Linked DNA regions of Homo sapiens: region 2 is linked to region 1. A link is an interaction called in ENCODE POLR2A ChIA-PET data of the cell type or tissue named here. Cell type or tissue: PC-9. All regions are shown on one strand. Each heading gives the region's core, and the rest is flanking DNA. Links, peaks and the distances in the headings are about the cores only.

Evidence for each region. Peaks named below come from ENCODE experiments on the same cell type or tissue, not always from the same donor. Only the 100,000 strongest peaks of a DNase experiment are listed, where the experiment ranks them.
Region 2: POLR2A ChIA-PET joins it to region 1 with 5 read pairs; 4 of 35 experiments call an interaction of 5 or more read pairs at or near these places.

What each region holds. Positions count from the first base shown.
Region 1 is chr2:43,204,699-43,210,077 of GRCh38, reverse strand. No RefSeq gene overlaps it. Among named protein-coding and RNA genes, the nearest start is that of ZFP36L2, 19 kb to the left of the region's middle. RefSeq lists an enhancer at 1-5. In PC-9, for the core only: no CTCF peak of the experiment used is centred there; DNase peaks (open chromatin) are centred at 517, 2,347 and 3,227; H3K4me3 peaks cover 437 bases; H3K27ac peaks cover 3,664 bases.
Region 2 is chr2:43,470,510-43,475,888 of GRCh38, reverse strand. The region is part of intron 26 of THADA (THADA armadillo repeat containing); the gene reads left to right. Among named protein-coding and RNA genes, the nearest start is that of THADA, 120 kb to the left of the region's middle. In PC-9, for the core only: no CTCF peak of the experiment used is centred there; no DNase peak of the experiment used is centred there; H3K27ac peaks cover 185 bases.

The DNA of each region.
Region 1 (5,379 bases), core at 107-5,106:
GGCCAAGCTCAATAGTCCCCTGTTCTCCAGTTGCTCGTTTTAAGAATAATGGCCATGGCCAGGTGCAGTGGCTCACACCTGTAATCTCAGCACTTTGGGAGGCTGAGGCGGGAGGATCACCTGAGTCAGGAGTTCAAGACCAGCCTGGCCAACATGGCAAAACCCTGTCTCTACTAAAAATACAAAAACTAGCTGGGCGTGGTGGCACGCGCCTGTAATCCCAGCTACTAGGGAGGCCGAAGCAGGAGAATCACTTGAACCTGGGAGCCGGAGGTTGCAGTGAGCTGAGATTGCGCCACTGCACTCCAGCCTGGGTGATAGACTGAGACTCCATCTCAATAATAATAATAATAACAGTGGCCATAATTTATGGAGTATACTCTGTCAAACCCCCTCCCTCAAAGTGTTCTTATTATGCCATGCCATCCTTGAACCAATCCTAGAAGGTGGTGTTCTAACCATCATGGGAGCCAGAACCCCAGCAGACAGAGGTTAAGTGAATCATCCACGGTTATGCAGCCACGCCTAGAAGTGGCTGGTGGCAGAACCTGTATTCACAATCTCCCGTGGCTGAGCCCCATTTCCCCACACCTCCAGGCTCTTGGGGAGCAGCAACTCTCCTGCTTCCCGCCCCCCACCTTCCCCAACATAGTGCCAGCTGGGCGGCCACAAGATACTTAAATCAAGGCTGTGGCTTACTCAGTGGCTGCATGCAGTTGGTGCCATCTAAATGCTAGATGACTGAGTAACTGAACAGGATTGAATGCAATCTTTTACTTGGAACAATAAAGTGCAATGTTGAGAGTAGGAGCTCTGGAATCACTCAGCTATATGACTTTAGGGTACTGACAGACCCAGCTGAGCCTCAGTTTCCTCACCTGCAAGATGGAAATCGCCATTGTGTCTTCCACACAAGGTTACTGAGAGAATTTCTGCGACGCTGGGTGTGATGGGCTTGGCTCCGTGCCTGGCACACATTTTGCAGTCAAAAATGTCAACTGCTGCTGCTCCACTTTCGGGGTAGAGCTGGGGCAAGCATATTCTCCCATTTTAACAGTGAGGAAAACTGAGGCCCAGAGAAACCACTTTCCCAAGTTCCTGCAGGACTTGGACTGCAACTGCAAATTGCTGATTCCTAGCCTGGAACCTTTAACAACAGGCCAGCGCTTCTCATCCAGTCAGTGTGGATAGAGGCAGTGGAGTCAATGGAGGAAAATATTTTTCTAGACCTTACAAAAGTTTCTGATCAGCAAGAGAGCAGTGTCCTCTTGGAAAGATAGTACTCTCATTTTTCTACCCCTGTGAAGGAGGGATTAATCAAGGAGGCCTTACAGGAAGAGGTGGGCATCAGAGTAACCTTGTCTCCTTAAAGGAGGAAGACACTGTGGCCCTTCAGGGGAGGCTGAGCCTGTCTCTCCAGGGTGACCTGCCCTGTTAGCCTTCCAATCCTGGAAGACCTCCAGCCTGGCCTGGCCTGGGGTCCACAGGCTGTACCTGAGTGCTGTACCTCTATTCCCCTGTTTTCCCCCATCCCTTCCCAATGCAGGGCTTTGGGAGAATCTCCTCCAAAGCCAATTTCTATTTTTTTTTTTTTTTTTTTTTTTGAGAAAGAGTCTTGCTCTGTCACCCAGGCTGGAGTGCAATGGTGCGACCTTGGTTCACTGCAACCTCCGCCTCCTGGGTTCAAGCGATTCTCCTGCCTCAGCTTCCCGAGTAGTTGGGATTACAGGCGCCTGCCACTGCGCCCAGCTAATTTTTGCATTTTTAGTAGAGACGAGGTTTCACCATGCTGGCCAGGCTGGTCTCAAACTCCCGAACTCAGGCGATCCACCCTCCTTGGCCTCCCAAACTGCTGGGATTACAGGCATGAGCCACCGTGCCCGGCCCCCAAAGCCCACTTCTGTCACCTCACTCCTGTCTGCTCTCATGGTCAAGTCCTAGCTTCTGCACCTGGCATCCCAGGCAAGGCCCCTGCACCTGGCCCTGCCCTCCTGCAGCCCCTACTGACCCGTAGCTAACATTGCAGCAGCTCCCCGCCCTCCACTACTCCCCTCTTCTGCTGTTTCTCCACAGCCTCCTCACCAGTCAGCACACTATAGAGTTTACAGATTTGTCTTCATTGTCTGTCTCCCACTAAAATGTCAGCTGCAGGGATTTGGGGAGGGGGAGAGGAGGGGTCTTTTTCATCGTGCTCAACAAATACTTGAGGGAATGACTGCATGATCTCCACCCTCCTGCCACTGCACACTCATGCCAGGCACCTTTACCCTGATGCTGTTATGCCCTTGCCCTAATGTCCTCCCGATGCCTTTGGCTGAATCATGCTACCTCTTGCAGAAAGGCTTCCGGGATTATACCTGCCCACAGCCCAGCCTCCCCTCACTGACCTCATCACAGTGCAGAAATCCCCAAGCTCAGGTGGATTTCAGAGGAAGAAGGTGGACAGGGCAGGCCAGCTCCTTGGGGCTGTGCAGGGACCAGGTATGCATAGCCCCAGGCTTGGGAGGCTGGGGCTCCTGTAACCCACCAGCTTTGTCCAAGGGTGGGAGATGAGTCCTATACTTTCTCCTCTTTTGACCCTAAGATCCTTTCGCTCCAAGTTCAACTTCAGGTAAACCTGTGGCAGGGGAGCCCACAGTTGAAGTAGGAGGTGTCTTGTAGCCCAGGTGGACTGCTCAGCTCTAGGAAGGCCAGGCTCTGACCCAGAGACTCTGCAGCCAAGGCTCTGCCCTAGGGGCTTCTCATGAGCTGGAGGTTCAGGACCCCCTTGACCTTGGAATCCTTCCCTGAGCATTCTTTTTTTCTTTTTCTTTTTCTTTTTCTTTTTTTTTTTTTAAGACAGAGTCTTGCTCTCTTGTCCAGGCTGGTGTGCAGTGGCACAATCTTGGCTCACTGCAACCTCCACCTCACGGGCTCGAGCCATCCTCCTGCCTCGGCCTCCCGAGTAGCTGGGATTACAGACACACACCACTATGCCCGGCTAATTTTTTTTTTTGTATTCTTAGTAGAGACGGGGTTTCACCATGTTGGCCAGGCTGGTCTCGAACTTCTGGCCTCAAGTGATCCTCCCGCCTCGGTCTCTCCAAATGTTGGGATTACAGGCGTGAGCCACCGCGCCTGGCCATCCCTGAGCATTCTTGAAAGAAGCTGTCACCAGGCAGGCTGTGCTTCCCTGGGAGCGCACAGATGGGAGGGAGAGAGAAAATTCTCTTCACAAAGAAACCCAAGCTGGGGAGGCAGGTGAGTGAAAACCAGAGAGATAGAAGGTGAGATGACTCAGGTGTTGCTGTGGTCCTGGCCCAAGCACAGGGCAGCAGGGGAGAGGTGCCCTGAGGCTGGATCTGGGGCCATGGGCCCTCGGGTGGAGAACGTCCTCCTCAGAGCAAGCTGGAGCCACTGGCCTCAGAGGTCTTCAGGGCCCAGGATGGTGGCGTCTTCTTCCCTCTGGCTCCCCTTCACTGGGCCCATGTAGTCCCCACCTTCATGCATCCTGGGGAATGGGGAACTGGAATGGCTCCCATGAACTGGAATGGCCAGCCTCCCTCAGCAGTAAAATAGTCTCTTGTGCAAGGATTAAATGGCATATAATACATAAAATACACCTTGCCTGGCACACAGTGGCACTAAGTCATGTCAGTGCCTTGCCCCACACCCCTGGTGGGCACCATCCCTGCAGATTTTCCCATGGTCACTTCTTCTAGTGAAGTCGGAGTACACAGAGAGCCTCTTTGCGTGGGGCTCCATGGAGGAAGAGGGATGCAGAGGGCTTGAGACCCCTCGCCCTGCCCAGGAGGGGTGAGTGACTCTTGCACCTGTACCTTATCCAGTTTGGGAAGTCCCTTCACTTCCCTTGGCCCCTATTCACCCCTAGCTCCTTCTCAGCCAGCCTCCTCCAGCCCAGCCCTCCTGTCCCTGGAAACTCCTCCAGGCTCCTGCCCTCCTACAGCAATCGCACCCCCCACCATGTCCCAGAGCACAGTCTCTGGGCTGCTCCCTTCCATCCTGGAGGTCCTGCAGTGTGTGGTCTAGGGCCAGGTCCTCAATCACTGCGCCTTGTTTCCTCATCTATTATTCCCTTATCGTTACTCTTCCCTGGAGATACAGGAGGGGAAATGTTGTGCTCATCAAATAGTCACTGAGTTCCAGAGGGGTATAGGAAGCCCATTTATTAGGCCACACTGTCCTTTTAAAATTTCTACCTCCAGCCGGGCACAGTGGCTCACGCCTATAATCCCAGCACTCTGGGAGGCTGAGGTGGGAGAATCGCTTGAGCCCAGGAGTTTGAGACCAGCCTGGGCAACATGGAGAAACCCCGTCTCTACTAAAAATAGAAAAATTAGCTGGGCATGGTGGTACGTGCCTGTAGTCCCAGCTACTTGGGAGGCTGAGATGGGAGGATCATCTGAGTCTGGGACGTGGAGGTTGCAGTGAGCTGAGACTGCACTACACCACTTCACTCCAGCCTGAGCCACACAGTGAAACTCTGTCTCAAATAAAATACAATAATAAAATAAAATAAAATAAAATTCCCTAACAAGAGCCTGATCACCAGGTGGCCTGTTTACAGGAGACCAGCCCCATGGCAGCATGTCTGTGAAATGGTAGATTTTGTGTGGTCAGAAGGATGTTTAAGCTGTCAGGTAAAGTTAAAAGAGCTTGAAAGACTGGGTGAGGTAGCTCATGCCTGTAATCCCAGCACTATGGGAGGCTGAGTCGGGCGAGTCACTTGAGGCCAGGAGTTCAAGACCAGTCTGGCCAAAGAACTTTGGTAGAGACGGGGTTCCGTAGAGATGGAACCCCATCTCTACCAAAAATACAAAAAGTAGCCGAGCATGGTGGCACACACCTGTAGTCCCAGCTACTTGGGAGGCTGAAGTGGGAGAATTGCTTTAACCCAGGAGGTGGAGGTTGCAGTGAGCAGAGATTGTACCACTGCACTCCAGCCTGGGGGACAGAGCGAGACCCTGTCAAAAAAAAAAAGAGCAAGGAAAGAACCATGTGTTACAGCACCACCTCTTCGGCTGAACATTGTCTTTAACAGACACACATGTATACATATACACTAGCGTGGGCATGACATTTTTTTCTGGCAGGCTACCTGAGAAACTATTAAGCGGTCACCTTCAATGAAAGGTTGGGAAAAGAGGGGAGAGTTTTATCTTCATTTTATACTTTTTGTTTGACTTTCCTACCATGTGAATATATTGTTATTATTTTTTATTATATTTTATTTTTGAGACAGAGTCTCGCTCTGTCGCCCAGGCTAGAGTGCAGCGGCGCAATCTCGTCTCACTGCAACCTCTGCCTCCCGGATTCAAGCAATTCTGGTACCTCCCGGTAGCTGGGATTACAGGCATGCGCCACTACGCCCGGCTAATT
Region 2 (5,379 bases), core at 113-5,112, 270 kb before region 1:
TAAGACTATGTATGTAGTATTTTAGCTTAATAGGAAAATATGTTTTTCTTTTATGTATTTTCTTTATGTAATTATTAAAAGATGTGAAGTAGTACAAGTGTCTAGATATATGATTCCATAAAATTCATTCCTGTAAGCAGCTTGCATTATAAAAATCTCACCCAGGAACAAAGTGTGTGTCTTTACACATGACTTTACTAAGTTTTGTAGAACGTTAAAATAGAGATTCTGAGTAGAATGTAATCAGTTCCTAACCACGAAAATGCTATTCTGCAATATGAAATGTCTCCCTGGTTCAGAGCTAATCTCTAACAAGCTAACAGAATGTTAACATTGTTTTTTAATATAAACTCTAATTCACTTTCGAATTTCACCTCTATATTATCACATTGATTTTCTTCTTGTAAGGCCAAATAATGTGAAGTCAAATAGTCTTTCTAGGTTTTTTTTTTTTTTTTTTTTTTTTAAGACAGGGCCTAGCTCTGTCGCCCAGGCTGGAGTGCAGTGGCTGGCACAACCTTGGCTCACTGCAACCTCTGCCTGCTGGGCTCAAGCCATCCTCCCGCCGCCTCAACCTCCCAAGTAGCTGGGGCTACACGTGCGTGACACCATGCCTGGCTAATTTTTGTATTCTTTGTAGAGACCGGGTTTCGCCATTTGCCCAGGCTGGTCTCAAATTCCTGAGCTCAAGTGATCCACCCACCTCAGCCTCCCAAAGTGATAGGATTACAGGTGTGAGCCACCATGCCCAGCCGTCTTTCTAAATTTGTTGGGATTATTAATTATTTTTATTTATGAACCAAGTGTTTTGATGTAACTTCTTGGTCTCTGAACTCAACTTAGGTCAGTTGTCCTGAACAATCTCTCTTTCTCTGTTTGCTACGTTTCTTTCTTTTCTGTCCTCTAAACTCTAAATGTTTTTTTCAGCATATACTGCCTCTATAGAAGTGGTCCATGAGGCGGTCTGGGTCAGGGCAGACCGCTCAGGCTTAGTAGAAGACGGGGTCAGACTAACTTCTCTTGAGAAAGAAACAGGTTACTAAATCTTGGAGGGCTAGAATTTTCCACTCTATAAACACAATTCTAGAAGCATCTAATACTCTTCAGACATCTTCATCTTTCTTTTATTTATCTCTATGATCACTCAAATTCTGAATACCTGAAGTTGATTTAGATACATATAAATGGTCAATTGCATACTTCCCTCCTTCAATTCACTTGATTTCTTCTTTTGCCCCCTATAAGCAAAGCCTTCTTATGCCGCTGGTTCCATTTTCTATGATTAGTGTCCTGTTTAGATGATTCAACATTTTTTTTCTTCATCATTCATTCAGCACAGACGTTTGCAAGGTTCAAGGATCTGAGTACTAAGGGGAGTACAGACATTTATAAAATATGGTCGAAATCTTTGGGGAAGAGTGGAGGAGGAGAGATAACACTTGAACTCGGCTGTAAACGTAACTCTAAAACAAAGTGGAAAGCTGTCAGTACTCTGTGAACTCCTTTCCTCTCTCTCAGGGGAAGAGCCTGCATGTTCCACTCCTCCCATTTCCTCACTTCAGCTTCACTGTGTAATTGTACCTGGAACAGAGCTCTTTCTCACAGTCTTAAAACACACATCCTCTTTAAACCCCCATCTCTTTAATTCTTCTTCCATTAAGGTGAGAAAATGTCATCTATTTCTGTATCTTTCTTCCTTCTTTTGCTCTATCCATATGACACTAAGTGATTCAGGTCATGGTTTACAAACACAGAGCAGTATTGATGATATGCCTCTCCTACCTGTACAGTCATGCCCCACATAACATTTCAGTCAATGACAGACCACATATATGACGATGGTTCCATAAGATTATAGTGGAGCTGAAAAATTCCTATCCCCTATGATGTCTCAGCACAATGTGTTAGTCGCATGTTTGTGGTGATGCTGGTGTAAAACCTACCTCTGCTGTGCTGTCAGTTGTATAAAAGTCAAGCATGGGCCGGGCGCGGTGGCTCACACCCGTAATCCCTGTAATCTGGGAGGCCGAGGCAGATGGATCACCTGAGGTCAGGAGTCTGAGACCAGCCTGGCCAACATGGTGAAACCTCGTCTCTACTAAAAATACAAAAATTAGCTGGGTGTGGTGGCAGGCGCCTGTAATCCCAGCTACTCGGGAGGCTGAGGCAGGAGAATCGCTTGAGCCCAGGAGGCAGAGGTTGTGGTGAGCCAAGATCGCGCCACTGCACTCCAGCCTGGGTGAGAGTGAGACTCTGTCTCAAAAAAAAAAGCCTAACATGTACGATTATGTACCATAATGTGATACTTGACACAAAACGATGATGTTACTGGTTTATGTATTTACTATAATATATCTTTTATTGTTATTTTAGAGTGTACTCCTACTTATTAAAAAAAAAGTTAACTGTAAAACTGGCTCGGGCGGGTCCTTCGGGGGTATCCAGAAGAGGGTGTCGTTCTCATAGGAGACAACAGCTCCATGCTTGTTATTGCTCCTGATGACCTTTCAGTGCGACAGAATGTAGAGGTGGGATATTGATGATCTTGACCTTGTGTAGGCCTAGGCTAATGTTCATGTTTTCTTTTTAACAAACAAGTTTAAAAAGTAGGATAATAAATTTTAAAAATAGGAAAAGCTTATAGAATAAGTGTATAAAGAAAGGAAATGTTTTTGTACAGCTGAATAATGTGTTTTAACCTTTGTTACAAAAGATCAAAAAGTTAAAAATTTTAAGTTTATAAAGTAAAAGTTACAGTAAGCTAAGATTAATTTACTATAGAAGGAAAAAATTTTTTAAATCAATTTAGTGTAGCCTTAGGATACAGTGTTTATAAAGTCTCCAGTAGTGTACAGCAGTGTTCTAGGCCTTCATGTTCACCCACCACTCACTCTGACTCACCCCAGAACAACTTCCAGTCCTGCAGGCTCCATTCGTGGTAACTGCCCTAGACAGGTGTGCCATTTTTTTTTATCTCTTATAGCATATTTTATTCTTTTTCTATGCTTAGTATGTTTAGATACACATATACTTACTGTGTTAGTATTGCCTACAGTATTTAGTACAATAACATGTTGTACAGGTTTGTAGCATAGGAGTAATAGGCTATACCATATAGCCTAGCTATGTAATGGGTTATACCATGTAGGGTTGTATAAGTATACTCTACGATGTTTACACTACAATGCAATTGTCTAATGACACACTTCTGAGAACATATCCCTGTTGTTAAGTGACAGGTGGCTGTATTTGGAAATGAAGTTATATGTACTAAAAACACATTGTCACTGGCCTTTAAGAGTGACAAGTGCCCGGTTTTCCCCAGAAACCTAGCACCAGGTCATCATCTCCATCTCTTTCATGCTTTAATTAAGCCAACTTTCCGTTTAGCTTCAAACACTTCAAGGAAATAAAAGAGGTTCTTTCAATGATTCTCTTGTTTTGATTAGTTATCAATATTATAGTAGCATAGGTTTCAATTTTTAATTGTTGCAAAAGTGTAGTGTTTCAATGGTGAAGTAATTTCTGTGGGCTGTCTGCAGTGCCACCATTTATAGCATTTATGTCTTTGGAAAAACGTATTTCAATTGCCATATGACTATAAGTTGTGGGCTTTCCATCTCTGGAGATATCATACTTAAATACTTGCCTGTTTTTAACCTTTCTGTTTTCAGCCTTGGCTACCTTCAAAATTGTGCTGTCATGCACTGCCAAACTGGTTGGCTGTCCCATGAAGATCAAATTCCATGACATCCATGGCATTTTTTATGGAGGTTTCTTTCTCTGGAAACTTTTCTTCCCCCAATCCCTGTTAAATCGAAGTTTAACGGTTTTTCAGGGCCTTGTGTATAATATCACTCTTTGTAGAATTTCTTTAATCAAAATAGCAAAAGGAAACATGTTTCTTGGTTCATTTATCTTAGTCTTGAGTGGGTTTGTGTGCATGATCTAATATCTTCATTATGTATTAAGGATCAACTGTATGCCAGACTTAGTGCAGGCATTAGCAACTTATTCTTAGGGAGCATACAGTGTGCTGGAAATGAAACAAAACAAAAACCAACAGGCACAAAATCATTACAGAACAGGTAAGTCTTATTGTGAAGTGACAATAGTGATAAAAACGAAGAAGAGGGAACAATCATTAATTAGGAACCAAATGTTATAGTATTATTCTAGTATAACTCAAGTAAGTGTTTGATTGTTGTTACATGTTCTGTCTATGATGTATATGTTTTAGCCTATATATTAGGAAATGCTTGGAGTTGTGTTTGCTGTTTACAAGAGGTTTCCCTACTTCTCAGAGAAACTTACCAATTTTAGATATGTACTCTTTATATTACTTTATTTTGCTTTTTGGGACAGAGTCTTGTTTTGTCACCTAGGCTGGAGTGCAGTAGCACAATCATAGGTCACTGCAGTCTTGACTTCCCAGGCTCAAGTGATCCTCCCACCTCAGCCCCGCCGCCGAGTAACTGGGACTACAGATGTGCACCACCCTGCCTAGCGAATTTTTATAATTTTTTGTAGAGAGAGAGTCTCACTACATTGCCCAGGCTGGTCTCAAAGTCCTGGGCTCAAGTGATCCTCCTGCCTCGGTCTCCCAAAGTGCTGGGATTATAGATGTGAGCCACCATGCCCAGCCAGGTGTGTATTCTTTATAATCAGAGATACTCTATGATATAATTGTCAATATTTTTATTTTGGGGGGTGACAGTAAATGAGTATTTAGCAATATTCTCTGTTCCCCTGAAATTTGTAATTTTTGGTATATTTACTTAGGAGAACCACGGACCTTTAGAGACCTGAGTCCAAGTGTGAATTGAAGAAAAACACCTGTATGTTTTCAGTAGGCCTATAGACTCCAACTCTTTTCCTACATTTATTTTTTCTTACTACGGTCAGTCTTTTGTCCCTCAGGTCCTCCCCATTATCACTACCCATCCCATAGATGAGCTCTGTTTCCTTATATTCAAAACAAATATTCTTCAACTGAGATTATCTCTTCCTTGCTACCAGTTCACTGCTGATTTTACAGGTTAGCTAAGTCTAGTGAAACTGCGGAGTCTTCCAAAGCCAGGTGGATGAATGGATTATGCTGTGGTCTAGGCTAGGTCTTGTTGCCTCTATCTGTTTCACTTTTGTTCCCTCTTTTTATGTTGAAAGTAGTATATGCTTATTTAAAATAATGGAGAATATGAAAAAGTTAGAGTCTTATTCTTGTCACTCAAATACAATTTTTGTTAGCATTTTGTTGCATTTTCCTGTCATTTTCTCATTCGTGAGTGTTCAGTTTTTATAAGGTATATTACTAATTATTATATACACACAGTTTTGTATCCTCCCTTTTTCGCTTATAGGAGGCATTTTTCATGTAGT